Regions from separate parts of the Mus musculus genome. Here all the other regions are linked to region 1. A link is a loop called in an ENCODE intact Hi-C map of the cell type or tissue named here. Cell type or tissue: gastrocnemius. All regions are shown on one strand.

Evidence for each region. A loop is a pair of places that touch in the nucleus more often than their neighbours do. Peaks named below come from ENCODE experiments on the same cell type or tissue, not always from the same donor. Only the 100,000 strongest peaks of a DNase experiment are listed, where the experiment ranks them.
Region 2: it touches region 1 in a loop (3-fold over the local background); 5 of 42 quality-filtered maps call a loop at or near these places.
Region 3: it touches region 1 in a loop (11-fold over the local background); 28 of 42 quality-filtered maps call a loop at or near these places.
Region 4: a loop joins it to region 1, with 3.0 times the contacts of the local background. A loop is called at or near these places in 16 of 42 quality-filtered maps.

Annotation. Positions count from the first base shown.
Region 1 is chr2:76,366,366-76,374,365 of GRCm38, forward strand. Rbm45 (RNA binding motif protein 45) reads left to right here and starts at 3,619. Exons shown (of 10, transcript NM_153405.2): 1 at 3,619-4,063; 2 at 5,670-5,792; 3 at 7,195-7,321. The coding sequence starts at 3,764. In gastrocnemius, CTCF peaks have their summits at 977 (motif pointing right) and 3,550 (motif pointing right); DNase peaks (open chromatin) are centred at 989, 3,598 and 4,226; H3K4me3 peaks cover 1,643 bases; H3K27ac peaks cover 1,112 bases.
Region 2 is chr2:76,580,725-76,588,724 of GRCm38, forward strand. Osbpl6 (oxysterol binding protein-like 6) reads left to right here. Exons shown (of 27, transcript NM_001290733.1): 18 at 3,737-3,824; 19 at 4,292-4,545; 20 at 5,390-5,527; 21 at 5,991-6,054; 22 at 7,828-7,906. Among named protein-coding and RNA genes, the nearest start is that of Prkra, 63 kb to the right of the region's middle. In gastrocnemius, a CTCF peak has its summit at 4,582 (motif pointing left); no DNase peak of the experiment used is centred here.
Region 3 is chr2:76,613,963-76,621,962 of GRCm38, forward strand. It overlaps a transcript of Prkra not described here. Among named protein-coding and RNA genes, the nearest start is that of Prkra, 30 kb to the right of the region's middle. In gastrocnemius, a CTCF peak has its summit at 4,324 (motif pointing left); a DNase peak (open chromatin) is centred at 4,326.
Region 4 is chr2:76,250,147-76,258,146 of GRCm38, forward strand. The region is part of intron 2 of Pde11a (phosphodiesterase 11A); the gene reads right to left. Among named protein-coding and RNA genes, the nearest start is that of Pde11a, 85 kb to the right of the region's middle. In gastrocnemius, a CTCF peak has its summit at 4,851 (motif pointing right); a DNase peak (open chromatin) is centred at 4,866.

The sequences.
Region 1 (8,000 bases):
ATGTCATTAGAGATAGATGACATGCTCTAAATTGAATGTGATGGCACTTACTTAACCTCACTCCACCTGGATCAACTATGTGAATTTCTACCTCACTTTAACTTTATCTTTGACAAGGACAAGGTAAGGCTAGAGGTTCCTCTTCGGGGAGCTAGAAGAAACTCTTCTAAGATGGGCGAAGGAGAACGAGACCATCTCAAACTTCAGTGTAAACCACCTGGATGCTCACTGAGACACCCAAGGGCTGTGGCAGTTGGCAGTTGAGATGGAGATGCCTGGCATAGACCATAACAGGAGAAAGAAAAAAAAAAACTCCACTTATTCCCAGAAAAGACATGGCTATTTCTCCATTTATACTCTCATCCCTCAGCCAGGCCTGGTGGTTGAAGACCTGTTTATCATAATCACTCATGCCACTCAAACTTCAAAATGAGCGTAAGGCCAGCCTGGGATGTCTAGTTGAGACTGCATCTCAAAACAAATTGTATAAAGCGGAGCTTTATCCAGTAAAGCCTAGAACAAGCAGGGTCCTACGTTCCATCGCCAGTACTGAAAAGCAAAAGCCTCTCCCTTCCCCATGGCTTTTCCTCTATAGCTGCAACTCCCTGATCCCCATAGGTGAAAGGTTGAAATGCGAGTCTGTGTGCTCAGTCTTGCTATTGGTTCCATGATTCAGAGAAGGAAAACAATCCTGTTTAGGGCAAAACCAGGGGAAATGTGATGAATATACTAAATATACCCAACAGAACCATTCAGATGAGTGAATTTAGGATCGCAAGCTTATATTTTAGTAGTGTAAATAAACGCTTCTTGCCTCTCTCGAGTATACGATGTTTCATGTTTGGGTGATACAGATATAAATGCCTTTCCTATAGTTTCCCAGTGCTTCTCTTGAAGGAAATACTATAAGCTCTAAACGTGCAGGATGAGAATCAATATTCTTATTTTACAGGCACTGCAGTTTAAGAAAACGGTTTCCCACTAGATGGCGCTGGTGCGCAAGTTGTCTTACTCGTGATCTTTGCACTTCCTCACGTCAATAAAATGATGACATTGTTTTCACCTGACTGGTCTTCCTTCTAAGACAAGGAAAAGTGGAACCTTAGTGCAAGTTACTCCCTGTACTTTCTAAGCTGAAGGTAAACAGAACATTCCTTCCACAGAGTGTGATGCCAGGAAAAAACGATTGTAACCCCTGTGTCAAAATCATTGTAACATCTGTAATTCCTGACGCTTAGAGACTACTAGTTAGACAATACAGAAGTTGGCTTTGGGCACTATAGTCAAAGGAAATTGGAAAACTAATGTCTCCTGTGTCCTTGTACACATGCATTTCATAGCCCTAAACTATGAGCTCTATATAATCATTAACTACATGAGGCTAAACTGTTAACTTCATGATAGAGGAAAGAGTGGCCATTTGTTTGATACTTTATCTCTTGTGTGGAACACAGTATTCAACACATAATTAAAAGTCAAAATATTTAGTTTCCAAGTGTGGTGGTATACATCTGGAATCCCAGCATTTGGGAAGCCAAGACAAAGAAGATTTAGTTAAAAGCCCACCTGTGCTGGGTAGTGAGACCCTGTGTTGCTGAGTGCTGGAGAGATGGCTCAGTGGTTAAGAGCACTGATTGCTCTTCCAGAGGACCCAGGTTCAACTCCCAGTACACACGTGGCAGCTCACAACCATCTGTAACTTCAGTTCCTGGGAATCCAATGCCTTCCTCTGACCTGCACGGATACTGCAGACACATGGGACACAGATGGTACATTTAGGCAAAACACTCATATCTATAAAATAGAGTTAAATAAAAATCTTTGGAAAAAAAATAAGGTCAATTGAATGAATGGATGACTTCACTAATTATGCCTGACACCTGCTCTATTTAGTATGTAACATTATTTCTACTCCGCAGTAGAGAATCTCACAAGAGTCAGTGATGGTTCTTTCTCCAGCCCTGAGTCTCTAGCTCCTGGCATGCATGACTGATGCACAATAAACATGGATGTGTTTGACTTCATAGATGGCCCGATCTTAGCAGCCTCGGTATGGGCATTTTAGGAGGTGCGTCCCTAGCCCAGCTCTGCGATTCCTGTGCTACTAAAGGCTAACCCAGTCCTTTGTCCTAAATGCCTGTTCACCTCATCACCAAGGTTCACTAATATGCCGTGGAAGCCAGTGGGCATTTCGCACTTTGCTTGGGCCCTCTAATTTCTCGTAGTTCTCAGATGTGCATCCATCACTCTCCCTGCTCGTGCATCTTGGATGGGCTGCGGTAGCTGCGTAGATCACACACACAGCTGCCTCTGGGCCTGGTTCTGTTACCTGTGCATCTTAACTTTGAGCCTCAGATTTCCTCATCTCTAAAAATAGGGATAAGGATTCCATGGTTGTAAAAGGCTCCTTTCAGCCATCAGACTCTATGGTTTTAACTCTTAGTATTCTATTGCTGCGAAGAGACACCATGACCACGGTAACTCTTATAAAGGAAAGCATTTCACTGGGGCTGGCTTACACTTTCAGAGGTTGAGTCCACCGTCATCATGGCGGGAAGGATAGCAGCAGGCAGAGATAATAGTGCTGGAGAAGCCGCTGGAAGTTCTACCTCCAGGTCCAAAGACAAGAGGGAAAGAAGGCACTGCTACTGAAACTCCCAAAGCTCAACCTCACACTTCCTACAAGGCCACACCCACTCTAACTAGGCCACACCCATCCTAACAAGGCCACGCCAAAACGGTGATGAAGACTGTGTTTTCACCAAAATTTCAGACAAACTCCCCCCAGGTCTTCTGCTTGACTAGATCCAACTTCCAGCTTTCTGTTCTAGGGGAATCTAATTGGAGGACAAATCCTGATAAGTCAGTTTCGCCATAATTCTTATCCTTGATGTCTGACTGCTGTTAATGTCTTTTTTTTTTTTTTTTTTTTTTTTTTTGGTTTTTCGAAACAGGGGTTCTCTGTATAGCCCTGGCTGTCCTGGAACTCACTTTGTAGACCAGGCTGGCCTCAAACTCAGAAATCCACCTGCTGCTGCATCCCAAGTGCTGGGATTAAAGGCGTGCGCCACCACTGCCCGGCTGTTAATGTTTTATTACTTATCAACTTATCACTTATCTACAGCCTAAGTTCTGGGAAGCAGATCTACTGAGAGTCTCTCTTACCCCGCGATCTTCAGTAATTGTCCTTATACTAACTCATATTGTACTGTCCTCCATTTATCTTACTGGAACCAAGTCCAGTCTCTCCCCCTTACTGCAAGACCCCAACGCAATGGTCCTTTGTACCTGTCTCTATGGACCATTTTGAGTGAAGCCTGCCTGCTTTTTGTATATTTTTGGTGTGGTGCTTTTGCTGACCTCAAATTTACTATGTAGCCCAGGAGGCCTCAAATGTAGCAATCTGATTACAGGCTTAGTAGAAGCCAGCTTTGGGAAGGCTTAAGAATCAGGCAGGTGGATCTTTTTAGCCACAGGGCAAAGTGGTTTGCATAAACCCATTCTTGGTTTTCCCTGGGACTGAAGATTTGAGATTGCTGAGTCCACCGTGGCACCAGGGGGCGCTGCAGAATGTTCCCGGAAGCCCGCAGACCTCACTGCGGGACGCACCTGCTTTCCGGCTCTCGGCTCTTCCGGAAGCGGAGCTGCTTACCGGCGTGGGGCGAGACGGGGAGCTGCCGGGAAGCGGCCGGGAAGCGGCCGAGAACCTGCCGGGTGAACAGGGCCTGCAGGGGGGCTGCGCCTGGGTCCCGCGTGGGGCGCCATGGACGACGCCGGCGGCTTGGGAGGCAGCGGAGGATTCCGCCCGGGCGTAGACAGCCTGGATGAGCCGCCCAACAGCCGCATTTTTCTAGTGATCAGCAAGCACACATCCGAATTGGTGCTGAGGGAGCGCTTCTCGCCCTTCGGAGACATCCAGGACATCTGGGTGGTGCGCGACAAGCACACTAAGGAGTCCAAGGGCGTGGCCTTCGTCAAGTTCGCGCGCAGCTCACAGGCCTGCCGGGCAATGGAGGAGATGCACGGACAGTGCCTGGGTCCCAGCGACACCAAGCCCATCAAGGTGCGGGGCTGAGGTGCCTGGTTTAGGGTGTGTGAGGTAGAGATGCCCAGGTTGGGGTGTTTGGGATATGGGTGCCCGGGGTTGAGGGTGCTCGCGAGGGTGACGGCGGTATGGGTTGGGGTCTCTCCCGCCCCTTTGCTGCGCCGGGGATGCTGTGCATCTGGTAGGAGAGGGGTTGGATTCTGCACGCACCGTGAGTGTGCCGAGGATGGCTTGGAGGAGCGGATCCCCGGCCTCTGGCCAAAGGAGCCTCTTACCCTGGGAACAGATTGGGTAGCCACATCCAAGGATAGCACAACTGTGGCTGACCTCGTAAGTCAGTCAACCTCCTGTCCCCGTCTTCCTGTCTATTGTGAAAACTTTTCTGAGCTTCCTCTCTCGAACACTGTAATTACCTTCGCGACTAGAAAATTTAGTTTTAGGGTTTTTTTTCCTCGTGTATTTTACTTTTACAAAGCTTGAAGGATCTCTTAAGTAAAAAAAAAATTACAGCACCATGCCTATAAACAGAAAATTATCAAAGTAAAAGTATTTTGTGACAAGCTATGCTATACTGGAAAGGGGCAAACCTAGAAAACGGTGCAAGGTGTGGGGGAATTCTGGTTTGGGTTTTGTAAGAATACCATTTACGAGTGTTCATGGACTGTGGGCTAGAGTGTCTCCAGCCCCTCTTCTATGCTGCACCTGGGCATGGGGAGGGGAGTTAGAGGGTAGTAGGGGCAGAGAAAGGCAGAGGGAGAGGAGGAGGGGGAGGGAAAGAAGAAGGAGCAGGAGGAAGAAGAAGAAGAGAGAAAGAAAAGGAAGAAGAAAGAAGAGGCCAGCCATGAGCACGTAGAGAAGGGGAAATAAATGGGGGCGGGGGGAGAGCAAGGGAGGAACGGGGTTAAAATTTTTGAGAACAAGGTGTGTGCTAGGTCATTCATGTGCGCTATATAGATACAGTCATTAATCAGGGGACTTTATAAGCTCTTTAGGCTCGAAAATTTAGAAATTTGTGATCTGATGGTATCCCCGCTCTTATTTATCCAAGGTTCCCCTTTTATCTACTATTTGTGTTTTCTTTCGAGTTTCTCTTGTATGTTTCTTTGGCTATTTCATTACCGGTGTGTTGATTAAATTAACTTAGAGTTGCCCATTTCTTCTAATACCGTTGGCAGTGCTTGACATATGGTGGGTATTACTGAAGAAATAACTAAAATAGACCACCTAGGGATATGCCTCTAACTCTGTCTTGTAAGTAGGGTCCTTTGCCTCTATAGCAAGCTGTCTCCTGAGCAAAGGTAAGCTCTCCTTCTCCTGGACCCAGTGTTCTCTTCCACAAAAGTACACAGTGTCGTGGTTTTTATATTCGGTGTCTTTTGAGTTTCTGCCTCCTGCAGTGTTCCGTTTTCCATGGTTTTCTCACACTTCAGTGATACACACTGCCCTCCTTAAAGGAAACACACACACACACAGAGCACCCCTCATGGGTCCTTGTGAATAAGGTGTTCCATATTACCTGAAGGCCTGCCTGGCCTACAGACAGAGTTAAACTGTAGCCAGGGTTATAAAGTAATATGCTTAAGGAATACACAGCGTTATTCTGAAGGCTTTATATGTTTCTTAGGTTTTCATTGCCCAGTCCCGATCATCAGGAAGTCACAGGGATGTTGAAGATGAAGAACTCACGAGAATCTTTGTTATGATACCAAAGTCCTATACAGAAGAAGACCTGCGGGAGAAGTTCAAGGTACTTTTGTGTTATCATCATAGCTCCGCCCTCAACATTGTTATTAACAGTCACTAACAGCTGGACGATTGTAATGAGAGTTCATCATAAGATCTAGGTTGAGAAAATGAAGTGCAAACGCTGAGTATTTTCATTAAGACTACACAGCTATAGGTGATAGCACTAAAATATAAGCCCTCTCTGCCCCCAGAGCCTGCTCTCAAAATTCCAAAGCACTGGTTGGTTCTCATTTATCTTGCCCCTCCACAGAGTGAGTCACCGGCCTGAGCACGTGAGCTGTGCTGGCTAATTCTGATCATGGCCTGTGCTATGTTGATATCACACTCACTCACAGCTAGCTTTATCCTAAGATTGAGCTTCTCTGTGGGTCACAGTTAAGGGAAAACGTTACAGCTCTGAGCTGCTAATCAGAGAAAATGACTTTGGACAAATAATTTTAAATCTTTGTAGGCAGCAACTATTTGTAGGTTTTTCTCAACAGAAACTCAACACGGTTTTAATTGTTTCGAGGTGGTTGCTTTCTTATGGTATTCTCTTCTGTCTAACCTCTTAACACCGTGAGTTGGAGGTGGGTGACAAGCAAGAAGAAAGAAGCTAGCAGGAAAAAATAGTTTTCATATGTCTTTGGCCCTACTCCAGTTGACCTTCAGAAATAACAGATTCCAAAAATTTGTACTCCATACTTCCTCCAATAGTAAGAAAATGTTTACCTAACTTTTTCTCAGAGAATAATAAAGCACCTTAATCTAAATATATAATAAACTTGTTTACAAGAGAATTTTGTAAAATACATACTAAATGACATAGCATGAGTTTATAAGCCTACGTGTCTTCCAACATTAAACATTACTGTGTGTTTCTCCCAAACACTAATTTTCTGAGTAGACTATTATGTTCTGCTTTGAACTGATCCTCAAAAGAGCATCCAGTCAGTCATTCACGATGCTGCTGGAGACACGTAAACATTTTCAACAGATACTGCTGCGTATTGAGCGTCTCCTAGACTCTTAAGCGTTTAATCTGGATCAGTCCATTTAACCTTTCGCAGTCCAGTGAGGTCAGAGGTGCTGAAGATGCTGACAGAGGAGAGTAAACTGCCTGGCTACTGAGTGGTTGAGCTAGGGCTGAATCTCAGAATCCCAGTTCCAGAGCACGCCCACCTGTCTACTGAGTGAGACAGTGTGGACAAGCCTTTCTCTCCCAGTTTAGTTTCTCTGTGGCTTAGGCAAGATTTCTATAGGCTCAGCTTCATTGTCTGTCAAATCAGCAGTATAGAATGTGTGTGTCACCTTGAAGGATTGCATTGTTTGCACGCACGAGACACAAATACGTATAATTTTCAGTCTTGGACTATCTTATTCAATTGTGAGTCTCCTAAGGTCATCTCTTTTGACTCTTGTAGGTGTATGGAGATATCGAGTATTGCAGCATTATTAAGAATAAAGTCACTGGAGAAAGTAAAGGCTTGGGCTACGTGCGCTATTTAAAACCATCACAAGCTGCCCAGGCAATAGAAAACTGTGATAGAAGTAAGAATGGGCTTTTAAAGTTTTATTTTATGTGTTTGGTGGTTGTGCCTACATGTACATCTGTGCGCCACATGGGTGCAGTGCCTGCCGAGGCCAGAGGAACATCAGATCTGGAACTGGAGTTACAGATGAGTGTGACCCTCCATGTGGGTATTGGGAACAGAACCCAGGTCCTCTGTAAGAGCCACAAGTGTTTGTAACCACTGAGCCATCTTTTCAGCCCCAGAATATACTTTTTTATATTTTGTTTTTAACTTTGCTAAAAGGCCTTTAAAAAGAAATTCTCATTATTATAAATAACAGCCTTCCATGCTATGCCATGTAAGTAGTGTAGCAGGTATTTATACAGATCCAAGGCTGAAAACATTTTGCATTGATGAATCAGTCATGCACTGATGCCATCCTGAGAAACACGATCGGCTGAATCCTCCATAGTAAGTGCAGGACACTCCTGGCTCATTGTTTGCATAGGTTTGGGGCTTTAAAAATTATTTTGTAATTTAAAGTATTGAAAACTGATTTACCCTTTTAGGTTTTTAAAAGTATTTTTCTTTGTTGTTTTTCTTAAGACAGAGTCTTGTTGTGTAGCCCAGACTAGACTTTTCACTTGTGATTCCCCTGCCCTGGCCTCCTAGCTGTCAGCTTTACAGGCGAATGCCCCTGTGCCCAGCAGATCTGA
Region 2 (8,000 bases), 210 kb after region 1:
TCAGAAAATCGTCTACTAAAAGCTATATCATTTTTTTAAGATGGCCTACTTCTTTCCAGAATGATCTGGTGTCTGCTTTAAAACTTGTGTCTGCAGGGACGTGCCTAATCACTTTTAGAATATAGTTCCTGATTTACTTTTGAACCCCGAAGTTTAGAACCAAAATATTTGGCTCCAGCACTTTTAGCTCACAGGGAAGACACAGACCTTGGTAACACCCCAGGGTCTTGATCTGTGTGTAGGACCATATGAGAGGACCACATCAAACAGCCCAGCCCCTGTTGCTGCACACAAACATGGGACGTGTGTACCTCTGCCTCATGTCTACGGTCACTGCAGAGTTCTACAGGAAAGATAATGTATCACTTATGACACAGTCGCTTAGGAGAAATCAGAAACTGAAGTGTGCTTACGCATGGCTCTTTCCTTAATAAATGCGAACAACAAACGAGATTGCAATATACACTCAATTCCAGGAGGCACTTGTCTCCTTGGCTGCAATTAAGTGAGATGAATTTTAGAGCAGCGGTTCTCTGCCTGTGGCTTTCAACCCCTTTAGGGGCTGAACCACCCTTTAATAGGGGTCCCATATCAGAAATCCTGCATATTAGATATTTTACATTAAGATTCATAATAGTAGCAAAATTACAGTTATGAAGTGGCAATGACATAATTTTATGAGTGGAAGGTCACTACAACATGAGGAACTGTATCAAAGGGATGCAGTAACACGGAAGGCTGGGAACCACTATTTTGGAGAAATTGGGTGGAAGAGATTGATTGGCCTCTTCTTCCCTACAAGCTAATGAGCTCAGCTTTACCACGCCTGCTGGTGTCCCTCTAGCTCTCTTGCAGCCAGTGAGAACTGTGGAGACCAAGTAGAGGGGAAGCACAAGAATAAGGAAAAATATTTTTATTCTCAATTTTCCATGTTTATAGACCTCACACACAAAAGCAAAAATCCTATTGCCCTAACCTATATGTAAAGTCTTGTCAGGGTATCATGTGAAATATGTGAACTCTTTTCAACCCTGGTATTTATTTACTTAGTCAGTCTCTCTCTCTCTCTCTCTCTCTCTCTCTCTCTCTCTCTCTCTCTCTGTGTGTGTGTGTGTGTGTGTGTGTGTATGTGTATGTGTGACTGTATGTGTGTGTGAGAGACTATGTGGGGGCTATGTGTGTATATGTGTTCTTGTATGTGCATGCCTCTGGGTGTTTCCTTGTGTACATACACATGTATGTATAGAAGACAGAGGTCAACTTCCAGTATTTTCTTAAGTTTCTCTCCATCTCATTCTTTGAGACACGTTCTGTCCCTGAGCCCTGGTGTTAATTGATTTGTCTAGGCTGCCTGGGGACTCTGTCTCCTCTCCTCCATTGCTGAGATTTCAGGTCCATGCACCCCATCCAGCTTTTACATGGATGCTAGGAATCTGATTTCAGGTCCTCTATTCTTGTACAACAGACACTCTACTGACAGATTAGCCCTTCAACCCTAAAATCATCAACAAATCTGGAAATATTAAAAAAATTAAAAATGAATTAAAATATTTTTAGCAGTACTGGAGATCAAGCCCAGGGCCTTGGGCATGATAGGTAAACTGTCTACCACTTAGCTGTGCCCTCAACCCCGATAGTTTGTATTATATTAAAATATAAAACTTTGAGTAGCGAAATGTCAACATAAAGTTTAAAAAAGATAGGTTGCAAACAAGGAAAATGCAGCATATATGATAATAGAAAACTGTTGAAAGACAAACAGGTTTACAAAGAGCTTACCCATCCTTGTCTGTCCCAGAGGCACCTGCTTGTTGGTTCATCTCTGTATTCCATCAGTGCATACTAAATGTGCTGCCTTTCCCAATACAGATGAAGAACTTCATCTCTTGTAAGGCAAAATGTGTTCAGAATACTGCAAAACTAAAGATCCAGACATGCTGAGCATAACTGCAGTCCCAGCACTTGGGAAGCTCACTGCACGTGGTCCAGCTTATTCTATGTAATGAATTCTAGGCTAGCCAGAGCTATGGAGCAAGACCTTCAAGGCACCAAAACAAATGGTCAAACAAAGAGTGATCATCTTTGTTAATAGTGAAGATGCATGCAGTGTGTGTTTATGCTGCCGTTATAAGGTTCGGGGATGAAGCCTACTGAATGGTCGTGATTTTCAAACTGTTTGCCCTCATGGACTTGCTAATATTTTTACAAGAGGGATGCTTTGGTTTTAGATGTTGCTCTTTGTACTTGGAAGATAGGGGCGAGCATTGTTTTCCTGCCTGAAGTGGAGACCTTGGTTTCCCAATTCTTTTTTTTTTTTTTTTTTTTTTGAGACAGGGTTTCTCTATATAGGGTTTCCCAATTCTTAACTGTCCCAGTACCCTTACTTAACTGCTCTGACTCTCTGGACCTCACACTGTTCCTTAATTTTGCTCTCAATTTGGATTTCATTTTGGTTTTTTGTTTATTTGCTTTTGCAGTATTGGGGATTGAAGCTAGGGCTTATGCGTGATGGATTGACAGTCCACCACTGAGCTGTGGCCCTATACCCACTGCTTTCATGGATGCTCCATTATTTTTTCTCATGAAGACAATGACTTACTGTTTGATATTCTCCTCATCCTCCTATTAAGTTGTCAGATTCTGTCTAGGCTACTAGGATTTCTTACTGAGACCTGTGTAGCATCTGCTCATCTCACCTCCTTAAAGGAAGCTGAAGCTGCAAGCATTTTGTGGACGACTAAGTCTGACTCTGTGTGGACTCCCTTGCAGCTTGTGGACGACTAAGTCTGACTCTGTGTGGACTCCCTTGCAGCTTGTTGGGTTTTAATGACCCTTCAGGTTGTCTGAGACACCTACCGTCAGTGTCATGCTTTCTTCCTGTCTTCCTGTGCTTAGCTACAGTCACTCTTAACTTCCTAGCAGTCCTTGGGTAAATGTTTCTCTAACTGTTCTTACCTCTGCCTCTCCCTCCTTCCTGAGCTTCTCTGTCTCAATGACTGGGAAACCCCTCTTCTTTCTTTGACATCTCCCACACCCTCTGCTCAATAACGCTGCTCTGGGTATCCTATCCGGAATGCTCTGGGTAGAGACACAGGCCTTCTTTTAGGTATATGTGTTGTGTGCTTGATTTTCCTGAATTAAGCTTCTCCTACCTTAACTAAGATGGGAGCTACTTTTTGTTTTGTTTTGGGTTTTTGTTTGTTTGGTTGGTTTTTGTTTTCGAAACAAGGTTTCTCTATGTAGCCCTAGCTGTTCTAGACCTAGATTTGTAGATAAGGCAGGCCTCAATTCACAGAGATCCTCCTACCTCTGCCTTCCAAGTGCTGGGATTAAAGGCATGCGGCATCACCACCCAGGCATGCGGCACCACCGACAAGGTGCTACTTCAAAACATCGGTTCCTCCATAGCATCCTGTAGAAGACACTCAGGTATTCTTTTTTTTTTTTTTTTTTTTTTTGGTTTTTCAAGACAGGGTTTCTCTGTATAGCCCTGGCTGTCCTGGAACTCACTTTGTAGACCAGGCTGGCCTCGAACTCAGAAATCCACCTGCCTCTACCTCCCAAGTGCTGGGATTAAAGGCGTGCACCACCACCGCCCAGCTTCAGGCATTCTTTGAACATATGTCAAGTATACTTTCACTGAGATATCTGCTACTTTTAACCATCTGGTGATCTGAGCTCTCGAGGCGAGAGTCCTAAGAATCGCTCTCACCACCTCTCGCCCTTCCTTCCTTAGGCTTCTGATGATGAGTCCTACATCAGCGACGTGAGTGACAACATATCTGAGGACAACACCAGTGTCGCCGACAACATTTCTCGGCAAAGTAAGCATCGTTTGAGTGTCCGAGTTGTTCTATCTACAGGTCACATTCTAACCGTGGCGAGTCGGTAGCCAGCCATTCCCTCCTTTCCCTCACTTTGGTATTCATAGCTTCTCTTTTGCATAATCTATCCAGGTGGCAATTATGAAATCTATTGGGTATGTGGTTAAGTAGAGAAGGTTTACTTCTAGTTATAAGAAATCCCTCCTGTTAAAATATGCGCGCATGCGCACACACAGACAACTTTGCTTTTTAAAAAAATATTTGAGTATATTTAAAACTTTGCTTAAAATCCTACCCTGATGTTTTGAGCACTTGTTCTCAAATTTATATAGAAACCATCCTATTGGATTAAGGCGCTTAGATGTATTACAGTCAGAATTCCAAGAAAGGGTTTTCTCTCTTCCACTCTGATATTATGAAGCCAGAGCGGGGAAGCATCACTCTCTCTGCCCTTCTTCCCCTCCCAGTCCTGAATGGGGAGCTCACAGGAGGCGCCTTCCGCAATGGCCGTCGCACCTGCCTGCCTGCTCCTTGCCCGGACACCAGTAACATTAACCTGTGGAATATCTTGAGGAACAACATTGGCAAAGACCTGTCGAAGGTCTCCATGCCCGTGGAACTCAACGAGCCCCTCAACACCCTGCAGCACCTCTGTGAGGAAATGGAATACAGTGAGCTCCTGGACAAGGCCTCAGAGACCGACGACCCCTACGAGAGGATGGTATGGGAACAAAGGACGGGACAGCGCCCCCTAGAGGACCGGAGCTAGGCTCCAGCCATCATGTAGACATCCTTGTTCTAGGACATTCTCACGGCTTCGGTTTAGAGAAGATTTGATCTGTGTGAATAACATAACCAAGCAAAGCCAGAAAGTTCTAGATACTCTTATTGGAAGCTACTCACGTTGTGAGGTTTCCATGGCCTGTTCTCCCGCAGGGGTGCCCAGCCCTTGGCTTTGCCATATGGAGTCAATTTACAAACGTGTTGGGCCTCATTCATAGCTACCCTGAGGTGCATGTGACCTTGAGCTGTGTGGGCATACCTGCTGGCCTAGACAGTTCCCTAAAGTTTGTCAGAAATATCCTGCTCCTTAGAGGTTAAAGCGTGCTGGGCCTTGCTTTGTCAGCTAGTCTTGAGTGCCAGGAGAGCCCATCTGTCTAAGAAAGCAACTTGCTGTTGGTACTTTGTCCTTCATTCCATAACGCTGGAGGACTTGACCTCTGCTCGAACCAGTGCCAGCAGCTATACCTGCATGCCTGTGAGAGCTGAGTGTACCTGGGAAATGGCTTACCAACTGGCCTCCTGAACCTCTGAACTCCCCGTTAGTCAGGAAATGGGGTGGACACACAAATGTGGAGGACTTGACTTCAGTTGCCTGATGGTTCTCCTAGGAGTAGTTTAACCTCTCCCTTCCAGTGTTGTGATGAAGATTCAAATAACTGAAAACACGAACAGCATCAGATCTGCAGCCCTCTACATGGATGGATGTACAGTCGGTGGGAGGAGAGGCAGGCAGACCTGGGCTGGCCCCTCCTATGTAATACTCCTTTCCTGTGACCTCGCAGGTTCTCGTCGCTGCCTTTGCAGTCTCAGGGTACTGTTCCACCTACTTCCGAGCAGGAAGCAAGCCATTCAATCCGGTCCTGGGGGAGACCTATGAATGCATAAGAGAAGATAAGGGGTTTCGGTTCTTCTCAGAACAAGTAAGTGAGGTCGCTGTCCAAGGTAAGAGGGACAGTACAGTGACGAGAAAAGCCTTGCGAACTATGTGTACGGGACAGGCTGTTTTACCAGTTGACAGAGAATGCACATAATTTAGATGCTCCATTGCCCCCTTGAAGTGCGTGTAAATTCTGTGTTTAAGCATGAATATTAACAACTTAAAATTTATTATTAGAACTGGATGCTCTTGTTTTTGTTGGGGAAGAAGGATCTTATTTAAAAAAAAAAAAAAAAAACCATTGATGATCTAGGTATTGTAGTGCATCCTGTAATCCCAGCACATGGGTAGAGGCAGCAGGGTCAGGAGTTCAAGGCCCATCTTAGCTATGCAGCCAGTCTGAAGCCAGCCCAAGCTATATAAGATCCTGTCACAAACAAACACAAACAAGAACATCCTTTATAAGAATTGGAATACTAATATGATTGCCTTTTTTTTATTACCAGGTTAGCCATCATCCACCCATTTCTGCCTGTCACTGTGAATCCAAGAATTTTGTGTTTTGGCAAGGTTTGTATTTCAATTACACTTGAGAGTCAAACGGATAAGCCTGTGGACATTTTCTAGCTACCGAAAGTACACTGTGCTCAGTTTTATCTCTGCCTTGGGAACTCAGAGCCTATTTGTAAATGTTGGCACAGATTGGCTTGAGAAATTAAAGTTTCCACTTCACTATGAAACTGTGATGTCTTGGAAATGAGATGCTGAGCCCACGGAGCTCACACGCTGTCCATCACCCATCAGAGCTCCACGCTGCCTGTGTGGTCTGGAGCCATCACCTTGCCTCGTGGCGGCGCCTTGTGGGCCTCAGTGCTGTGGCACTGATGTCTGCTGCCCTCCTGCAGAATTGCCCTCTAGCGTATGTGCAGAGATTTTCATCCCAAAGGGATGCTCACCGGCACATCTGCCTAGATGTCTAGTCGACACAGATGTGACCATGAGCATATGTACCAACCTTGATGAATGTTGCTCAGAAAAACTCTCTAGACTGAACATGGACCAATAGTTTTCTTTTATTTCAACAAAAATGGAATCGTAACAACCATTGACATAGGATTGACACTTTATTAGTTTTTACAGGCGATCCCAGGGTAATTTCAAGTACATGAGAACAATGCATCTTTTACATGCAAGTACCTTGCACTTTTTATATAAGGGACTGGAGCATCTGCAAACTGTAGTGTAGCATGTAGATTTTCTCGAACAGTCCCCCTCCCCCGAAAGGGATGACAGTTTAAACACTGAAGTGAGTCAGGGTCCTTTGACTCTTTGGAGCTCGCACTTTGAAAGGAAGGCTCTCTTATTTAAGTCCCATTGTTGTGGTATAATTTCAGTCTTATCTAAATTAAAGTTCCAAAACCCCCTCAGGAAAATAGAGAACTTATTTTTTGACTTGACCATTAAGTGTGAAATAGTTCTTTGTATGTGGAGGCTCACGGGAAGTATTACCTTCACTTGAGAGCACACCATGACAGAGTGCTGGGATTGTGCTGTATGGCAAAGCAAGAAAATAAGTTAATTCTTGATTATAACCAAGAGTCAGAAGTCTTATGAGGACAGCCCTCATCTTTTTTAGTTTATCCAGAGGGACCGGGTGATTATTACAGATTTGCAGGTAGATTTGAGTGTCCATGTGGAAAACATAAAGCCATCATATGAGAAGGAATGGTGGGCCTCAGGCTGCAGCATAGCCAGTACAGGAGATGTGTTCATTAAGTTCAACCCATGAGCTCATAAATCTGCTCGATCTGGAGGGAAAGATCTTAGTGTACTGTTTTATCTTTCGCTGTTCTCTGGGACATATAACTCCTTCATATAGGGAGACATGTGTTATAAGGCAGAGGTATAACCATACTGCAGTTATTTTTTGCATATACTTCAGGCTTGATGTGTGTGTATGTGTGTGTGACTTTTTAATCATTCAATCAGAACAACATTTTTTATTATCTGGGGATTTAAATAGGCTCTATGTTCATATGAATATATAAGCACCTCTCGCACGTACATATTTTATTCCTAGCTTCTGAAATTTATTTTGTTAAATGGAAACAAACAGGGAGAGTGATTATAGAGGAACAAATAATGAACCTGGGAAGAATCACAATATTTTCATCACCTTAGCTTTTTCACCAGGACCGTTAGGGCCTTGGGATATTAAATGAATACTACAGGATCAGTTGAATTTGCAACATATGCCTTGTAACATATGACACGGGTATTGGTTGCTGCAGAACTCATCAGACATGGAGCACTGAATTTTTGTCCTCTCGCTATCTCATCTAGATATCAGATGGAAAAATAAGTTCTGGGGAAAGTCCATGGAAATCCTGCCTGTCGGAACCCTGAACGTCACGCTTCCAAAGTATGTCGTTCTCCCTTCTCGGGCTTCTTACTTTCTCTTGCAGTTCAAGTGGGTTTCTGGAAGGTTCTAAGGGTCTATGTCCCTGTAAGCCCAA
Region 3 (8,000 bases), 250 kb after region 1:
TTTAATGACTATTGGGGAAATATATGCGAAGCAGAAAATTTGGCTTTAGGAATTTGTTTTTCCACTTTACCAACATTTATGACCTGTTACTAAATTCTAAGAGCTGTTAATGACAAGAAAAAGAAGGTGGCAAAGGGTGACTTACCATTTCCTGCCCTGTCTGAGGTTGCTGTTGTCCTCAGACTTTTCTGCCTTTTGATTCTTTAACTGGTCAGAACCTGCGCAGGAACAACTGATCTTACTTCCTCTCCTTCCTGAAGCAACTCACGTGACAGGTTTCATTTGTTTTCTGGAAGTTTGACTGAATACTTCTCCAAGAATGTTCAAATATGTCCCCCACCCCCCAGCCTCGCCTCCACCCGCTTCCTCCTCCTTTGGAGGTTTCCACTCCCAGATCAATTTCTTTAACAGTTATTATTCTATTCCAATTCCCATGGTTTGGGGGCTTTATGTTCAGAGATTCTGGCAGTTTTCATCTAGGCTCTGCAAGTTATTGCTACGTGATTGTTCGTAAAATTGGCTTAAATCTCCAAGTCAGCTGTGCCTGTAGCTATTGCTTCTCATGCAGTCTGCTTTATAGCTTCTCTCCCTGGGGGCGTGGCTTTTTTATTTTTCTTTTACAAATTCTGCCAGACATGTCGCCAGCAGAATTATCCTTGGCTTTATTAATAACCTCCAATATTACACATTTATTTATTTATTTATTTATTTATTTATTTATTTATTTTCTGGTCCCACTCCCTCCAACTCCTCCCCCAGGCCATATTTATTTCATATATGTGGGTACACTGTCTTCAGACACACCAGAAGAGGACATCAGATCCCATTACAGATGGTTGTGAGTCACCATGTGGTTGCTGGGAATTGAACTCAGGACCTCTGGAAGAGCAGTTAGTGCTCTTAACAGCTGAGCCATCTCTCCAGCCCAATATTACACTTTCTTGATGGGCCTTATGCTTCTTGCACTGTTTGCAACCCCTGGCCCCTTAGGTGATTTCTCTTGAGTTTTCTGAGACCCTTGTCTCCCCTTTAATGCTATTTGTCCTACACAAAATTTCGTAGTGTGTGTGTGTGTGTATGTGTGTGTGTGTGTGTGTGTGTGTGATCTGCTACAAATATTTTAGAGGTTTTCTTGTAATTTTACTATTTTCCTGTTTTAGTCTTTTGTTTCCAAACTTAATGGGGCTTATATCCCAAATTGCTACTGGTTGCTAGTTCTATATCATTATGGTTAGAAAATGTGGTTTGCCGGAGGTTGGCTCTTTGGAGGGCTTCTTTGTGGCCTGTGTCATAGAAAAGCAATTTTGAATGTTCTAAATACAATTGCAAAGAAGTATGTCCTTTGATGGATCTAAAGTTTTATATTTTTCTTTTAGTTTAAACGCATTGTAATTAATTACTAATGTTATTGTGAATGACCCTTTGTTTTATTTTTTAAGATTTATTTTTATTCTTAAGTTGTGGGGGTTGGGAGAGAAGAGGAGAGGAGAGGAGAGGAGAGGAGAGGAGAGGAGAGGAGAGGAGAGGAGAGGAGAGGAGAGGAGAGGAGAGGAGAGGAGAGGAGAGGAGAGGACAGAACAGGAGAGGAGATTCTCCCTGGAGCAGCAGTTGTGAGTCATCTGATATAGGTGTTTGGAACTGAATTCAGGTCCTCTGCAAGAGCAGCAAGTGCTCTCAACAACTTGGCCATCTCTCCAGCCAGTCCCTGCTCTTTCTTTTTGATGAACTTCTAAGAATCAGTGTGAACTCTTTAAGTAGAATGTACTAATTTCCATTATCAGCTCCTGGCTTTTATTACAGATGTGCATCCTGCAGTCACTGTAGCTCCTGGATTGTGGCTTTCAACTGCTCATTAAGCTCTTCTCTGCTCTTTCCGATGCTTTTCATCTCAACTACATTTTGCCAGATATTAAAATTGCTTCTCTAGGTACTTCTGATTCCTAAAAACTGCTACAGCTTTCTTCCACATTGATATTTCCTGCCTTTTTGTATTCTTGATCCTAAATAGGTCTTCCATGGATAAATATTGCTAGACCATTTGTATTTTTAATTGAGTAAGGTAACTTGTCTTAGTTTGTGAGTTTTAGTCATTTAAGTTTTAAAACACATGTTAGGGCCCAGGGGCACAGCCCAGTGGTATAGCAGTTGCCCAATCAGTTTCTTCTACAACTTCTGCCAACCAAATGTTTTAGATCTCACACAGTTCTGAGCTTATGCTCTCTCCTAACACCCTGGGTTAAACCTCTTGACCACAGTACAATCCTCATCTCATCCCCACAGACCAGCCTCCCATTCCAGTGATGCTGAGCCCTAAGGAGTCTCTGGACACTCCAGAGTTGCCTTCCCTGAAGCTGGAGTAGGCACTTGGCTCCTCCTTGTGTTGCACTAAAAGCTGCTGTGCTCTCTCCCTCTGCGGTCACCAGCTTTGTACTGTCGTCTGACCTGTCCACTGTCCTGAGTGAGGCTCTTGCACCTGTTTGCTTTGCTCTCCCTTCTTGAAGGAACTCTGAGCAGGAGGTGCCTCGACTCCAGTGCACAGGAGCCTCTTTAGGCCTGCTCACGCCCAGGCTGTCTAGAGGACGATTCTGGACCTCATGGGTATTGAGCCTCTATTGGGCAGAGTCAATGCTAGCGTGCTCATTAGCATCTTTTGATGAAAATGGTAGGTGAACATCATATATACAAAACCAAGATGAGGCAGTGATGGCTGAGAAAGGACCAGGAGCCTGGGTTTCAGTTCTCTAGAAAAAAATCACTACAACTAAGTAAACATATGCTCACTTAGCAGAGTAAAACTGATATCACCCTATGACCGCTGTTCCAAAGTGCTAATAAGAGGGTTGTCCTACAGAAGACCCATATCTGTCCTTCAGAGAGGAGTAGTTTGGTAGACACATTGTCAGTCAAACTTGTGAATGTGATTTAAGAAACTGTTTAGGGCTGGTGAGATGGCTCAGTGGTTAAGAGCACCAACTGCTCTTCCGAAGGTCCTAAGTTCAATTCCCAGCAACCACATGGTGGCTCACAACCATCTGTAATGGGATCTGATGCCCTCTTCTGGTATGTCTGAAGACAGCTACAATGTACTTAGATATAATAATAAATAAATCTTTAAAAAAGGAAACTGTTTATTTCTCATTTGTATGGAAGAAAATTTCTCATCTATTGTGAACTTCCTTCCAGAGTGAAGCTGTTTATTTAACTTGTGAAGTTGAATCTGGACTCAATTGAAGTCAAATAGTATCCAGTCCTCGATGAGTAACCACCTCAATAAGAGTGGACGTGGATGAGAGATTTGTATTCGGCTAATTGTTGGGGGCACAAAAGTCCTTGCACCCACCAAGCACTAGAGAACTGAGAATGTTAAACACTCAGGGGTCTCTCCTCAAAGTAGGGGTTACCTGTTTTCTGCCCCAGAGGGCTCCGAGTGGATGCTGTTAACAACCTGGTGACCTTTTTGCTACCTGTGGGGGCAAACTCACCCACCTTTTCTATAGAGGCAGACCTCACTCAAGTTCCTCCCAAAAGATTATTGCAGACTCTCCCCTCCCTAGATCGTTATCTTGAGCTCTCAGTTAATAGCCTATCCTTAATGGGGGTGTCACCAGTCTGATCTAGGTTGGTGAAGTCAGCCTGGACAGAGGTTTCATTCTCTCCCCTTCATGGATCACTTCCTGGCCTGGCCACCTACAGGGTCTCTCTCAGCTAATTATCTTTTATTACTACAGAAATCGATTGAAGGGTATTTGGAACATGAAAAGGCAGCTATATTTACAGGAATAATTAAACATTAGGATTTTTTAATGTCTTCTTCATACCCAGGAAGTATGGACAAGTCTCAGAGAGTTTTACTCTAGAGCTGTCCAGACAGTTCTGCGGATAAAAGAGCTTGCAGCACAAAGTAGATGACATGAGTTCTATCCTTGGGTTCCACAATAAAGCAGAGAAACGACCAGAAAATTGTACTCTGACCTATGCACATGCCCACCTCTCTCTCTCTCTTACACACACACACACACACACACACACACACACACACACACGACATTGTCACATTTTGTTCAAATTAAATAGCTCATCAACTATATTTCTGGAATCCTTGTTTTTGTTTTGTTAAGACAGAGTCTCTCTGTATAACTCTGACACTCTCAGAACTTGCTATATAGACCAGACTGGCATCAGAGTCTCATAAATTTGCCTCCAAATGCTGGTATTAAATTAATGGGCCACCAAGTCTGTTCTCTGGAATCACAGCTGAAATTAAATGAGTCTTAGGTAGAATTAATTCAGGAGATGGGCTTAGACCATGTATGTCTCCCCCAAGTGGCTAAAAGGCTGAAGTGCCTATGGCTAAAGACAATTTGCTAACTAGCATTATTAGCTCGAAGGGAAAGCTCAGAGAAGATGCATAGGGCACCATTCTAGAAGTTTGGTATGTAAAAATATATGACATGATATGCATTAAGAAAACTTAAGTCTATATCTATACAGTAGAGATAACAATTAAAATATAAAGACTCATGTTTGAGTGTCAAATTCTTGAAGGGACATCTATCTCAGCAGGACATACTTCAGAAAATGAGGCTCTACTGCCATTATCTGAGGTCATTTACATTCCCAGAGGGAACGTTTTCCATGAAATGTACCTGTGTCTCACACCGTGTGTTAACACAAACCTAGATAGTGCAAGTCACATACCCTGCCACTCTGTGAGATTTCCTGATGTACCCTCCCCACCCCACACCCCACCCTCCAAGATGTGGTAAATCTGAGAGATGCAGGGGGCTCATTCTAATGATAAAAGGAAACATACAGACCAGGGCTATAGCTGTTCGTTATCATCAAGTATTTACTGTCTATAATTGCATACGCTGAAGGGCATATACAAACATACATGGAAGGGCAATACAAATCCATCAATGAGGAAAGTTTTTTGTATTTAAAAATATTAATTGCTTCAAATGATCAGACTAATGAATATGGGATTAATTTACAGCACAAGAGGTTTATTCACACCAGCATCGTCATAAGAAATGTGCTGTACTTCTGCCTTATGCCGGCTATAATGTCACCAGGCAACAGGAACTTCTCAGCTCTGTAATGGGACCACCATCACTGACCAAATGTTTTCAGAAAATGACTAGTTATTAGCTTGTAGCACAGCTCTGGCATCTTCTGTATACTATACAGAGCCATTATGGTCTGTGGTAGAGAGAGTAAATCAAGGGCCTCTATGTCCTCTGTGAGGATGGAGGAAAGTGTCTTGAAGGAAGGAGTGGGGACAGGGAGACCTGCCTTTAGGACTTGTTAGTCTGAGAGTGAGCCTGGGATAATCCACTTGTAACCACGGACTCCCTGACACATGCTTAGTTAGAAGACACGTGCTGTTAGGTGTGAAATACAGGTTGGGTTTCAAAGAGACATAACACAGAGTGTAGAATACCTCACTAGTGATCTTTACACCGATTATATTTTGAAGCAAAATATTTTGATATACTGGTTAAAGGTAAAGTAAACTGTTTCTTTTCTCTTAGAAACATGTTTAAGTGCATAGATAATTTACACTGATTTTTTTTCAGACAGCAGTAATCTAATGGCAACTGAAGAGCCTCCAGCTCTTCTTCAGAACGGATAAAGTCTGTACTGTTTGCTAACAGCAATAGAAACTCTCGGTGTCTCATGATAAAAGACCACAGTCTTAGTTAGGGTTTCACTGCTGTGGAGAGACACCATGACCACAGCAACTCTTATGAGTGAGAACATTTACTTGGGGCTGGCTTACAGATCCTGAGACTTGTTTCATTATTGTTACGGCGGGAAGCATGGCAGCTTGCAGGCTGACATGGTGCTGGAGAAGGAGCTGAGGGTTCTACATCTTGATCTGCAGGCAGCAGAAGGAAGACTCAAACACACTGGCCAGGCTTGAGCTTCTGAGACCTCAAATCCCGCCCCAACAGTGACACACTTCCTCCAAGGCCACACCTACTCCAACAAGGGCACACCTACTCTAACAGAGTCATACCTCCTAATAATGCCATGCCCTACTAGCCAAGCATTCAAATTCATGAGTCTATAGGGGCCAAACCTATTCAAACCATCATCAGATAGTACAATACAAATCACATCAGAAGTGATCCAGAGAGTCCGAGAATGTCATCAACAACCTGAAGGTGATGTCTTTGGGGCCAACACTTGCTGTTCACTGTGTCTATCCAGTAAGCCTGAACCACAAGCTTCAGTCACAGAAGGAGTGCACACACAATGATTTGTAGCCACCTTGATTTTGCAACTTTGTAAAGAACAGGTCTTCCTCGGGCTTCTCCAAGGGCTTCAAGGCTCTTGCACATTCTTATTACTTCATCTTTCTAACAATGTGTCCTGCTGAGGGAACTGGCATTTGTCGGGGAGTGGACCCCGAGCACACTGCTACTATGAATGCTCCAGAGGTGACTCAGGGTAAGCAATCATTAGTGCCCTGGACAGGAAGAGGAACTTGAGAGTGAGTCAACAAGGCTATAAAATGGAGTGATCCGAACACCAGAGGACCCAGGTTTGAACTGTGATAATCCATACAAGACACTTGACACAGTAACTACATCCTATGTAACATCCGCAACTGGCAGCTTGGTACTTTATTTCATGGTATAGCTCAGTGGTCAAGTGCAATGCCACCAAATCAGAAGAGTGTGCAATTTCATTTTAGTAGTATAAAAACTAAGGGTAAACACCACAGTGAAACAAAGTTCAGTGCTGTTCTTTCGTATTTGGGGTTTGTAGTCCTTCCTACAACACCGCTGTGCAGATGCCCTTAGCAGGCAATAGAGATGCTTTTTAGAACTACTTTGCAGACATGACCACAGGGCTCGAAATTATAAATGAGTGTGCATCATTTTCTAAATGGAGACATGGAAGCTATGTAAATGAATTATTTAATACCTGGAAATAAGGCAAAAGGTGGTTGGTTTGACCTTCCCACCACGTATGGATGAAGGATGCCTCTAGGTCATACTTAGACTTCTTCATTCTTTGGGGGGAGTAGTGTGCTAGGCACTGAATGCTGGGTCTCACACACATTAGGAAAGTGTTCTGATGTTGACGCATTGAGGAACCTGCTCCCCCACCCCCCATCCAAGGCCGTTTACTCTTTTTTAGACATTAGTTCAGTATGGAGCATAGTCAAATTCTATACAAGCTGGAATCATAGGATTTTTTTTTAAGTTTAACATAACTGACACCAAGCATTTGAAGTAAGGCAGATAATTTGAAGGTGCAGGGTTTGAGATGTGGCTTAGTGGTTAAGAGCACTAGGCCCTCCTCTAGAGGACCCAGGTTCAAGTCCCAGGACCCACATGACAACTCACAACTGTTTGTAACTCCAGCTGCAAGTACAGCCTCTTCTGGTCTCTGTAGGCACTGAATGCCCATGGTACACAGACATACATGCAAGCAAAACACCCATACACATAAAAAATAGTAAATAAATGTTTAAAAGCATTAAAAACAAAACCAACCAAATAAGCAGAGGAGTATACATTAAGAATATTACCATTTCCAATGGGCCTGGTGGCGCACGCCTTTAATCCCAGCACTTGGAAGGCAGAGGCAGGTCTCTGAAGAGGTTTCTGTGCAGAAACTTTAGCTTTAAAACTTACTTTCCAGTGACTCAGTGGGTAAAGGTGCCTGATGCCAACTGGTGACTGGAGTTCCATCCTTGGGCCCCACAGGTCTTGAAGTGACTTCCATAGGTTGATCTATGACCTGCTTGCACATGCCATGACACAAGAGCAAACACACACACACACACACACACACACACTAAATAAATGTAAACCTTCCTCCCTCCCTTCCTTTTAGACAGGGTTTCATTATGTAGCCCTGGCTGCCTTGGAGAGGCAGCTGAGGGAGGTGACCTTAAACCTCTGACCCTCCTGCCTCCACCTCCTTAGTGCTAGGATTACACTTGGAAGGAAAACACCAACTCCACAGAGTTGCCCTTTGGC
Region 4 (8,000 bases), 120 kb before region 1:
GAACCACAAACCAGAAGCGATCCACCAGAGCACACCCAAGCAGGTGCTTTTCCCATACCTATTCACTTGTATATACAGCACAGATGCCTGCCCTCCCACACAGAGGACACCCCACAGCAGGAGGGGACCTCAAAGTCCTCAACTATGACTCCTTAAATATGAAAAGAATATCAAGTGTTTTTCTCACATTAAAGGACGAACTGGTCTGTTAAATGCCCAGGCCGCTCCTTTCCACCCCTAAGCCACTGTTCAGTTACCCAGGTGTGCTTTCCTGGTCTCTTTGTAAAGCGAGAATAGGTACAAAGAAAACGCCCAGCTCATTCTTCTGGTTTCCGCTCCTGTCTGCCACAGGCTTCATTCTGCTCCTCTGGACAATGAAACTGAACCAACAGACCAATAGAGAGGTCCTGAATTAAAGGATGTCAAATAGAGATAGTCTTAGAACACATTTACTTGTGTGACTGATGCCAACACAAACCTTACCTTTTCAAAATGCAGAACACTTAAAAAAACAAAGCAAAGAAAAACAACAACGAAACTCTTAGCTTCTTTCCCTACCACAGTACACTGTTCAAGACTAAGTTCATTATGCTGTCATTTCCCAACCTGTGGGCTATGAACCGGTTTTTGAAAAACACTACCCGTAGTGGTTGGAACATGAAATGACTCTAGTGGGATCATATCTTTGAACGCTTGTTTGTTTTTTCGAGACAGGGTTTCTCTGTACAGCCCTGGCTGTCCTGGAACTCACTTTGTAGACCAGGCTGGCCTCGAACTCAGAAATCCGCCTGCCTCTGCCTCCCGAGTGCTGGGATTAAAGGCGTGCGCCACGCTTGGTCCACCCAGGTGATGATGGCACGATTCGGGAAGGTTACGAAGGCGGAACCTTGCCAGAGGAAGTACATCACTGTGCAGGCACTAAGGTTTTAAGGATTGTCCCCATTTCCTGTTCCCTCTCTCTCTCTCTGCTTCCTGTGTGTGGATTCCTGAGTGCCCCGCTGGCCCCACGCTCGGGATGTCATGCCTTCCTTGCTATGATGGAATCTGTCCCCCTCTGCAGCTGTGAGCCAGAATAAACCCCTTCTCTTCTAACTTGCTTTAGTCAGGGCTCTCTATTCCAGCCAGAGAAAGGGAACTAATATAATACACTGAAGCTGCTGAGCAGCGTTGGGAAGCATGGTCACATAGATGAATTGTGTTAGTCTATGTCCTTTTCCTCTAACAAAATATCTGAGCAGACAATATAAAGAAGACGGCTCATTTTGTCACACCGTTTCACAGGCTTAAGTCCAAGGTCGGATGACTCCCTTGCCTTAGGTCTGAGGCGAGGTAGATTATCATGATGGATGGGGGTGGGGGGGTGAGATAGAGGAGACTGCTCATCTCAGGGAGTTCAGGAAACAGCAAGGAGAGGCTGCGAACAGAATATATACTTCAAAGACAAGCCTCTGCTGACTCATTTCCTCCCGTCAGAGCCTGCCTTCCGTGGTGTTATCGACCATTAGTGGGTGACTCCATTATGGACTGGTCCCATCACTCCATTAATCCATTATCCATTTATTAGATCAGGGCTTTCATGGTCCAATCACTTCCCCAAAGCCTCGCCTCTCAAAATCGCATTGGAGAACAAGTCTTTAATGTATGAGGCTTTGGAAAGCATTTTGTACCCAAATCACTGGAGTCTACGCTGTTGGATCCTGCCTGCTCAGCCTCGGAGCTCTTTTCACAAACTACCTCTCTTTTCCAGCTATAATCATGATTTGTTTTGAGACTGTTGGCTGCCCTGGAACTCACTGTGTAGACCAGGCTGACCTCAGACTCATGGAGATCCACTTACCTCTGCCTCCCAAGTGCTGGGATTGAAGTTGTGCACCACCACGACCTGGCTATACGTATGATTTAAAGCTTTTTACAGTATTTCATCAAAATTAATACAATAAACAAATCCTTTATCCTCTCAGGATAACACAACAAGCTTTTCTTCCCTCTTATGTGCCAGCCCCTGTCCTTACCACACTCAGTTGAAAGCTGGTTCCTTGGTCAGCAGGGCAAGGGAGTCGATAGGAGAAATGGTCTAAATTTACCTGTTGCAGAATTCATTGTAACATCTTGTGCATCTTTTCAACTCTTGAGCACTTGGCAGTTCTGATTCTACCTGCCTGGGAATCTGCTGCCCTGACTTCATGGCTACAGGTTAAGATCACAGGCCTTCAAAGCCCACAGGGTGAGTAGACCACCGATTACAAAGTGATATCCAAAATCAGGATGAAGACTACTAGATGAAGAAATATCTTAGGGGTTAACAACCGACTATAGACTGAGAGTCCCCAGTGTCTTCTTCAGCTTTTATATCTCCTAAATGTCCAATTAGCTGATCATTTTTACGTAACTATTAGTCAACCTGAAAATTCCTTTCTAACTTCATCAATCTATAGGACTGTGATAAACTTATCTCTTGGCTTTTTTGGATTAGAGAATGGAGTTGAACTGTCAAGTAGAAATGAATATTTATAAAGTAGATGCTTATTTTGGTATTCAGAAAAGCAGTCTCTACTCATTGGTAGGATTATTCTTGCGGACAAAATTCTGAATTACAAGTTCTAGCCCTCCTTTCAGTATCTCCGATATCTACACTGTTCAGTGCAGATTTATTTAGTCCTGTTACAAAGGCATTGGTTGGCTTTCTAAAAAGAAGTTCTTCTGAAGCAGAAAATTGACTCCATGTAAATTTCTCACTCTGTTGCACATATTAAAGTACATTGATTTTGCTGATGGAAAGAGGCAGAAGGACAGGGAGAGATGTGGGGGAAGAGGCCAAAAAGGTCATAAATTTCAAATCATGGAGATCCAGAGAATATTATCAACCTTTTCTCGTCAGAGAAATTGTTTGAGAGCCCTGTTATGTCCCTGAAAATGAAAGGTAGAGTTGCCAGTGAAGGTCAAGAGTAACTCTCCTCAGGATGGAGAGGGTTTTGGATGGTATATGAATATTTGAAGTTAGCCCTGATTTTAAGTGATTCTGTAAAGAAAACCAGATATTCTCTCTCTCTCTCTCTCTCTCTCTCTCTCTCTCTCTCTCTCTCTCACACACACACACACACACACACACACACACACACACACACACTTATGTACAAGCAGAGAGAGAAGCAGAGAGACAGACAGACAGACAGGCAGACAGACAGACAGACAGAGACATAGAAATCAGAATCTAGATGTAAATAGATTTCTCTGCGGATCTCAGATTCTTTACTTAGCGCCTTACCACCTGTGTGATCTTGGGCAAATCTCATCTCCATAAGGTGGTACCACACCTATTAGCATCTTAAGATGTTCACAGACTTTCCAAATGTTAAATAAGAGAAATCCTCAAGGGTCCTCCCCCTAGAGTATGATGGAAGTCCCAGAACATTTGTCCTGTTAGGTTTCTAGGGCTGCCACAATTAGGGAGCTCAGATCAAGGACAATGAGTTGCCTCACAGCTGACAGTTTGCAGGCAAGGTGTCAAAGGACTGCGCTCCTCTGAAACCAGTAAAGGAAGACTCCTTCTGTGCCACTACAGCTGCAGCTCACCAGATAGTCTGGGTCATCCGTGACCTAGGGCAGCTGCCTTCCTGTCTTACATCATGTTGTTCTTCCTCAGTGAGCACCTCTGTGTCTATATGCACTGTTTTAAAGGACAGCCCTTGTGCTGGAATATGGCCTGCCCTTGTGACTTCATTTAAAATTGACCGTTTCTGTAAAGACCCTATTTTCAGATAAGATCACACTCTGGGACACTGGGTTAGCAGGACTTTAAGCTTTCCTTTTGGGGGTACGCTGAGGGCACCACTCCACTATCATTTACTAGACTGTCTTACTATAGATGTTTGCAACAGCTAGGGCAGTACAAAGTACCCAACTATAGACGGTGCTTCTCTCAGGGTTTTGAAGACAGGAGCATGTTGAGTGTGAAGACAAGTGTGGGCCTGAGGGCTTCCCTGTTCTTGGCTGAATCTGAAATGTCTAGCTACTTACTAACTTTCCTGTCATTTATGGTTTTCGGGTTTTGAGACAAGGGAGAAACATTGCCACAGAACTTTACAACCAGACCTGCCCTAAGCATATTCCATGTCATAGTCCATGTCACATGGTGAGTCATGTGACAACCTCACTGGTACTCATCACAAACTGGGGAGAATGGCCAGTGGAACTCCATCAGTGTAAAATATATATTTAACCAAAATAAAACATTCCCAGTGCCTCTTTTGCCTCTTTTTGGTTGTTTGTTTTGTTTATTTCTCCTTAAATGCCTTCTTTATAATGTTGTTTTCTCTTCCATTATCTTGATTCAAACACCACTTTCATCAGATACTAGTCAAGCACCACAAATGCATTTCTATGCCTAAAAAGGCTTCAAGTTAGTTAACATAAAAAAATGGACTAAGGAGGGAATGCAAGCCAGAGGGGCCCTTGGTTTACTTTTTCAGGGCTACATTGGTTTCCAGTTATTGAAATCCATTAAATAACCAGCCTCCTGTGATAGAGCCATGTGGTGGAGAAGACTCAGACCCTGGCATGAAAAGAGAAGGCTTGAAGAGAAAGCAGGAACTTCCTGGTTGCTCAAAATAACCCATTGTAACCCTGCCTCTCCCTATTCTATGGATCTGAACACAGAAAAGTGTAATTTTAAATTAGGCATTCATTTAAAACAATTGTTTTCCTTTGATGCCATTAAAAATTCATAGATGGTTTGTATTTCTCATTTCAACCATAGGCTGTTTTTAGTTTCAGTTTTCTTAAGTTGTTCTTGTCCACGGGAACCTTTCATTTCCAAAAGGATGCGTTGGGTCCTCAGCAGTGAATCATGGCCACCAGGTGGCACTCTACCCAACAGGCTGCTGGCGCTTATTTTAATTAGCATGCATTCTAAACGGATTGCAGACAAGGTTCCAAGAAAACAGGCAAACTCTGAGGCTATTGTGCAGACTAGAAAAGGGGAAGTGTGTTGTAGGCAGTGGAGAGGCTATGGCTGTAATATCAAAAGTAGGATCCCATCCGCGCCCTGACACAGAAGTTCTTTGAAGGACCTTATGATACACTACAATGAGTCAATCCACTCAAAATGACACCTAAACGCCTGAGGATTTTGTTACTTGATGAACGCAAGGAAACTTTTTCATAAGTTCTGAGTTCTTTAAACTTTTATTTTTAAATACATGGCATCATTTGAATCTATACTTGTGTGACAGATACACACACACACACACACACACACACACACACACACATACACAAAGCCAAACACAAAAACAAAACAGGAAACTAAGAATTAGAACTGGGGAGAGCGCTCCATCTTCAAGGTGCTTGCCGTGCAAGCAAGAGAACCTCCAAACCCATGGTCACACAGTGGGCCTCAGAGCAAAACAGAGAGGTGGGAATGTGGGGAAGAGATTTGCAGTGAGGAGAGAGGGTTTTCCAGGTGGGAATGGGCATACGTAGGAGTGACTGTAATCAGAATGTACTTCACTGCATTCATGTATGAAATTATAAAGCACAAATTCAATGAAAATTATTTCTTTTTAAAATAAACCAGATGTACTGGTGCACCCTTGCAGCCCCAGTGCTGGTGGGGGAGAGAGAGAGATCCCTCGGGCTTGCTGTATGATCTAACCTACTTGGTCAATGAAAGACCATTTCAAAAACAAGCAAACCAAACCAAGACAGAAACCCAACCAACCAACCAACAACAACAAAAACTAGGGTAGACTACACACCCTGAGGAGTAATATCTAAGGTTATCATCTGGCCTCCACCTGCTTGTGCACACCCATGCACAAGTACCTCCCCCCACCCCCAACACACACATACACACACACACACACACACAGGCGGGGGAGTGGGACTAAGAACTGTAGTTCTCTTGGGATACACGTGATACAAACATGTTTGTAATTCGATTGTTTCAGTCAACCAAGCAGGGCAACTAGCAGTGACAGCCTAGAAAAGTCACCTTCCGGTCCAGAATACTGAAACCAGTAGGGGAATCTCACCAGAAATGCATGGCAAAACCGTCTCCCAAGGGAACGTCAACCAAGAAAACAAATTAGCAATAGAGAACATCTTCAGTACACGGTGCTTGCCTTTCCCTGGTCTTGATTCACTTCTACTTAGCAGCCATCAATCAATCCCAAAATAACTATCTCTTGCTGTGTAATTGTTGGAGGGCTTGGGAAGAGAAATGGTTTATACAAAGATCTGAAATGTGCCTATTATTCAAAAAGACCTAGTGTAATTTGTGAGTCTATCAGAGTTGTTCTGGTTTTAGACTGGTGCTAAGTGGAAGAGCTAACATGATACACTGCAAAATGCATGGCATTTCTTGCTGCTCCGTACATTGTACAGCAAGGAGAGAGAGAGAGAGAGAGAGAGAGAGAGAGAGAGAGAGAGAGAGAGAGAGAGAGAGAGAGAAGCCTATGCATTACAGTTTGAGGACAGATAATACTCTAATGAAAAAAAATCACCACCATATTGCCGAAGGTAGGTAAGGATATAGTTGGGTTTGCTTCCTGTCTCTGTAGCAAACCCCATGCATGGCCAAAAGCAACGGAGGGAAGGAGGAGTTTATTTTCATTAATGCTTCCAGGCGACCATCCATTGGCGATCTGTGGAAAACTTGGGCAAGAGCTCCAGGTAAGAACCCAGAGGGAGGAGCTAGAACAGAGGCAGGAGGACTGCAGCTTGCTAGCTCAGTGAGGTCCATGATCAGCTGTTCTTATATGTCCCTTCTCCGACCTGCCTTGCTCTGTTATATAAAATAAGAGAATTTCTATGCTTAAACTTCAATGTTAAGAAAAGCTAGCCGGGCGTGGTGGCACTCACCTTTAATCCCAGCACTTGGGAGGCAGAGGCAGGAGGATTTCTGAGTTCGGAGGCCAGCCTGTTCTACAAAGTGAGTTCCAGGACAGCCGGGGCTACACAGAGAAATCCTGTCTCGAAAACACAAACAAAGAAAAGAAAAGAAAAGAAAAGAAAAGAAAAGAAAAGAAAAGAAAAGAAAAGAAAAGAAAAGAAAAGTTGTGGCACAAAAGCAAACCTTTTCATAGCAATTAGAACCCAGTGGTTTAATAAATGGCTTTGTAGAGCACTGGGGACAGTGCCCAGGTGCTTGTGTTTGCTTCTCACTGCTTTCCATGTGACACTGAAGATGGCTGGAGTCACCCTTGGAGCGCGCAATCTTGCACAAACCCCTTCTATCGACCATGAGCTTTCACAAATAGAAGTTCTTCAGGCAGCAAGAAAAGCACAAGGAGACAAACAGACCATCACATGCACTGTTCATTCTTGTCCCAAACTAGTATAAGATTGGGAGGGCCAAATCTGCATGCAACTATGGAAACAAAAAAGAATCAAGAACTGGGCAGAGTGACTCATCCCTATGATCCCAGCATTCAGGAGTCAGAGGCAAGAAAACCAGAAGTTTAAGACCAACTGTGGTTACAAGAGACCCAGTCTCACAAAATTAAATTTAATTAATTAATTATAATAATTAATTAAGTTTTAATTAACTAACTAACTAATTAATTAATTAATTAATTAATTAGAAATGACAGTACAATATCCAGAAATAGCATGACAAGCCCCCTGCAATCGCCTTCTGTACTGACATTCCGGGCAGTGAACTGCAGCAATGACCATCAGGCTAGTCCATCCAAAACTCCTCTTAGCTACATCTTCCTCTTTGCCACGTATCAGTCCTGAGGAGCCAGGAGGCTGGACAAAAGCAGAACCTCCAGCAACAGCGTCCTTGCCTTCCCACTGCCCATGGGTTTCCTCTGTCCACTGCAGCTATGCTTCCTGGGTGTTCTGGCTTTTCTCTCACAGATATGGTGGCTAGTCATGGTATATACCTCACAACAATCCAAGGATTCAACAAGAGAGTGCTTTGGGAGTGTGTAGGATGGTATTCAACACACACAAGTGAAAGCCACCAGTGACGAAGAACACATAGGGGTGATGCC